2 separate regions of the Mus musculus genome follow, and region 1 is linked to region 2. The links are chromatin loops, found by intact Hi-C in ENCODE. Cell type or tissue: gastrocnemius. All regions are shown on one strand.

Region 1 (2,500 bases), 70 kb before region 2:
CATTACCAAAGAACTTAATTTCTCCAGACTAAGGAATTTCTCAATATTTAAACTCTGTGTTGAAGGCCCCTTTTCCGTGTTCCTATAGCATGCTGTCGCCACGGTCAGTAAGTTTCTATGAGTTTTCATTGTTTCGTATTTGCCCCTTAGGACCCAGCTCCTTCCAGAAGGTGCTGTGTTGCCGTGTCTTAATGACATTTCCTGGTTCATTCCTCAAGTTCAGGCACAAAGAAGGCTCTTGGCAAAGTATAAATTGTATGGAGAAATGTTGCATGAAGACAAGACCTATTGCCCCTATTCCAACTGTTGAGAAGTTGAACTTTGGAAGTGGGAAGGCATTTTGTAAACCGTGGGCCACACTTTTACCACCAGAATGCAGACTGATTTCTTTCAGATGATTTTTCAGGAGGGAGGCTCTGAGGGTAGACATATGCTGGCCTGAATCTCCTCTACCTGAGAAGGACAATGCTCTCTGATTTACCTTCAAGTTGCTCACATCCTAAGGATTCCAACTTCTGGCAGAATGGACTGTTATTTAAAAAGAAAAAAAACTAATGAGAAATGTATCACTTTTGTTAAAGAAAACACAGTGATGAATGAATGTGGAAGATTATATAGGAGTAAAGAATAAGAAAACACAGAGGGTGAGCGTGTCCTAATCACTCAAATAGAATCTCTCAGCGATTGCATAATCTTTGGTCAATGACACTTCTCTATAGCAGATGGAGTTCTTTGGCACAAGGCTTTTTGTCCTTGTGAAAGACATGGCTTCACTGTCTAGGTTGCAAAGAAAATGTTTTAAAACTGGACTAATTGTCATTAGTTTCCCAGGAGACCATTTGGTTCTGATGCTAATTTGGGTGCCTGACTTGTTTTCAGTGCAAGTAGGGCCTGATATTCCAAAGGAGAAAGAGCATGGCTGTCTGCTTTGGGACAGTGCCCACCAAGAGGGTGCCAGGCTTGGCGTGCCAAGTTGACTCACAGTTCCATCTTACGATCAATGCCAGTTGGCACTAGCCTTCTCAGTTGCAGTCACCATAATTTAGGGCCGAGAGACGGAGGATTATTTTCAGTTCTGACCCCAGCAGAGTAAAGGTTGGGCCCAGCAAACACTCACTGCAGTCTGATTAGATGGAGCCGACAGGTTTGAGCAAGATAAACAGCTTAGATCTTGGAATGGTTTCCTGCTTAAGAAATTTCTTTTTATCTCCTCCCTCAGATGGAATGGTGTCCCTAGAGGGTGTGGGTACCCAGAGCTACCTCTACCTTGGCATCTGCAAATGAACTATATTTACATTTCTGTGGCTTTCTCTTTTGGTGAGTAGAAATTCGGTGATGATGGCATTGGAAGGTGTGGCTTTGCACACCAAAGAATGTAGCTCTTACCTAATGCCTTTTATGTTCCCTAGAGAGGCAGCTTGTTTGTGTATCTCAGCTACATGGGTCTGGTTGAGAAGTTGGTTTGTTAGCTGTTCACAACCCTACTGTTTTTGCTTGGCTGTCCACACATCACACACAGCCTCTCAAATTCTCAGACCTGCTCTTATAGCTTTGTGCTATAGACCTAGGTAAAAACCCACTGAAGTGCCATGTAACCACCAAGTGCAAACCCTGACCTCAGTGACTGATTTCTTAGACAAAGGTGTTTGCTTATACCTCAACCACATCTCCTCGAACCTAGCATACATTGCCCCGTATGGATACTGATCACTTGAAATGTGGCTAGTCTGCTTTGAGATGTGCTGTTCAATATAAAATAGCATGCTTCTGAAGACTCATTATGAAAGATAATATAAACTATATCAATACTTATTTGTGTGGTCACTTATTAAAGTGATCACATTTTAATGGATTGGGTTAAATATGTAACAAAACAATTTCACTTGTTGCTTTTCACTCTTTTGAATGTAACTACCAGACAATTTAAAAATTAGTGAATCGTATTATTTCTTTATTAGACAGAGCTGGTCTAGAGTGAGTAGCATATACTCATTGATTCTCTTTGCCTTTGGTTTTTTTGAGGGCCTGATGTGCTGAAATGGATCCCAGCCTGAGATTCTATTCCCTGAGAGCTCCCAATCTAGCAAATAAACACATTTCCCCATCTCAAGAGCCCAGAGTGGGTTCTAGCAAGGCCAGTACATAGAACACTAGGGAGAATGCTATGGAAGCCCTTGGAAAGATACTAGTAGATATATGATTATGCTGACTTCAAGGAGTGAATTTTACAACCAAGTAGTTTCAGCAGTCAGAGAAAAAGATGGCACAGATGCAGGATCAAGCCTGTTATGTGATCAGGGCACAAACAATTCGGCTAGGTGCAGGTAAAGCCAGGAAGATAGGTCAGGGTTCAAGACTATAAAAGAGTGATACAAAGTGTTTACAGTTAGACTGTGAGTCAGATGTTTCCTAACTCTAGTAAGCAAAAGAATAAGTGGGGATTGAAACATGTCATCATGGCTGGAAAGAGGTTCAGTGGTCATGAGTGCACGCTGCTCTT
Region 2 (2,500 bases):
GCTATCTAATAATACCCAACAAGAGTCGATTTAGTTTTATATCCTAATTTTAAAGAGTGTGGTTACATGGAATAAATTGGTCTTTTCTTTCTTTCTTTCCTTCTTTCTTTCTTTCTTTCTTTCTTTCTTTCTTTCTTTCTTTCTTTCTTTCTTTCTTTCTTCCTTTTCTTTCTTGTTGTTTTGTTTTGAGGCAGGGTTTCTCTGTGTAGCCCTGGCTGTCCTGGAACTCACTCTGTAGACAAGGCTGGCCTCGAAATCCGCCTGCCTCTGCCTCCCAAGTGCTAGGATTAAAGGCGTGCGCCACCACTGCCCGGCTGGTTTATATTTCTATTGGATTTATATTGAAACAATTTTAAGGTCAAGTGTCCAGTGATTGCACTGAGAACCCGTTGCATGTCAGAACTTTGACATAAACTATTTTGCAGGTGTAGTCATCAATGTCGTTCTATGGTAGGAAAAAGAAGCATAATGTAGCCCTTGTGTTCTTTTTAAATTCCTCATATCAAACAGTCTTATAGAGATGAAAATGTTCTATCCAGTAACGATCATCCTGGGTCAAGTTTCTAGTAATTAGAAAATTGTAAAGCACTGCTCCATCACTAACCCGCAATCTTTTTCCAAGACAACTCGACTGTTAACATTTTAAATTTTAATAGCGGGACTCAAATTCTAACACTTAAGAGTAAGGCTCTGCCAACATTCACAGGGAGCATCTAAGAGCCAAGTAGGTTTCTAAACCAAGGTGGACCACAGAAAACACCACCAGACAGAAGGTCCAGCTTCACATACACAAGTTCCCTCGGAGCACAGCTATCCTTGCTCTTGATTGGTCTTCCTGTGTGTCTGTCACACACAGAGGGTGGGGCCTATCCTCAAGCTCTAAGTGAGACGCTCTAGTTTTACGTCATCTCAGTGCGACGAAGTCCGCGAGGGAGGGGTGGGGTGAGCGCTGTTCGCGGTGGTTGGGGGGCTGCTTTGAAGGTGTCATGGCTGCTGCTGCGGAGCTTAGTTCCTCAAGCGGCAGCGAGAGGAGCCTGGAGCAATGCTCCAGCCCCCTCCTCACCCGCGAGGTCCTCTGCGAAGTCTTTCGCTCCTTGCACACCCTGACAAGACAGGTAAGTGGGGGTGCGGCGGGGAAGGGGTGGGTGGGGAGGGAGAGCATCCCGGTCCTTGTCCCCTTAGTTCTCTCGGAGGCGGGGGTCGCGGAGCCCCGCTGGCACGGTGTGTGCCGCTGGTGTGCCGTGGCCGGGCTGTGACACCCGGAAGACCCTGGGCCCAGCTCCTGGGACCGGGAGATGCCAGCGGCACGCTTGATGGCCAAGGTCTGGAGAAAACTGGGGTCCTGGCGACGAAAGCTTGCCCAAAAGATGCCTAAAAGGTGATGAGGGTGAAGGAGGTTCCTGGCGATCACGGTCCTTTTGCCTCCAGTGTATTTATCGCAGAAACTCACTGGTTAATATGGCCTGAAACTTTTCCTAGCGCCATCCCCACTCCTTGGGGGGTGATTTACTCTGGGGTTTTTTGTTTATTTGTTTGTTTTTCTGTTTTTTGTTTCTCTTGCCATTTATTGCATCTCTTACTCTTTTAAACGGGGAGGGATATATAAGGATTTCCACAATTTCATTTGTAGTATACCTAAATTTTAGTGTGAATTGTTGGATGAGTTATGTGTGGCCACTTCTAACTACATTACGACTGTCGTGTAGCTTAGCTAATTGCTCTTTACAGAAAATGTCACAGTAAACCTGGATTTTAAAAACTAGGTTACACTTTACTAGATAGTCGTGATGTAAATGAGGCAATGTTTAAATAAGGAACAAAAGTATGTTTGCCTGCTTTTAGAAGAGTTTTGTGTCAAACATGTTTCCTAATTTGTTTGGGGACTGGTTATAGTGCTTGAAATGGACACAGCACACATTTATGTCAAGGGCAGTGGTACCACCAGTGAGAATAGGACATTTACCTGATTTGTGAGGATTATTTTTAAAATCCTTAGTTGGAAAACCTTAGTAAGTTTATTCTGACTGGCAAACTACTTGAGTTGTACATTCTGTTTGGTGTTACTGGACTTCGAAAAGTTAAAAAAAATTAAACTCAGTTGCTTGATAAGCAATTAGGAAAAAAATTCTTACAAAGTCTTAAGCACTTTCCTTATTAATATTTCAGTAGTAACATCTCAGATCTTTAAATAGTTTAAAAGTTAGAGAACTTTTTGGCGTGGATTTGGAACTTAAAGATTTATTCATTTATATTTCTAATGTCAAGATGAGAAAAATCTTCTCAAATATTATGCTTAGAAATTGCAAAATAATTTACATTGATAAATTATTTGAATTATAAAATATCTAAATTTTGCATACTGAGTTTTTTAATTATATAAATTTATCTCAAAGGTTCAAATGGAAAAATGATTAAACTTAACTTATGCCACTTGCCAAAAATGTGTAGAGAAAATGAAGTTTTTGTAACAGTAAAGGGTCCTTTAACAAGTGTCAAATAT

Evidence for each region. Peaks named below come from ENCODE experiments on the same cell type or tissue, not always from the same donor. Only the 100,000 strongest peaks of a DNase experiment are listed, where the experiment ranks them.
Region 1: it touches region 2 in a loop (2.6-fold over the local background); 5 of 42 quality-filtered maps call a loop at or near these places.

What each region holds. Positions count from the first base shown.
Region 1 is chr12:56,413,815-56,416,314 of GRCm38, reverse strand. No RefSeq gene overlaps it. Among named protein-coding and RNA genes, the nearest start is that of Mbip, 69 kb to the right of the region's middle. In gastrocnemius, no CTCF peak of the experiment used is centred here; a DNase peak (open chromatin) is centred at 956; H3K27ac peaks cover 841 bases.
Region 2 is chr12:56,344,287-56,346,786 of GRCm38, reverse strand. Mbip (MAP3K12 binding inhibitory protein 1) reads left to right here and starts at 893. Exons shown (of 9, transcript NM_145442.2): 1 at 893-1,115. The coding sequence starts at 987. In gastrocnemius, no CTCF peak of the experiment used is centred here; DNase peaks (open chromatin) are centred at 887 and 1,197; H3K4me3 peaks cover 1,972 bases; H3K27ac peaks cover 1,478 bases.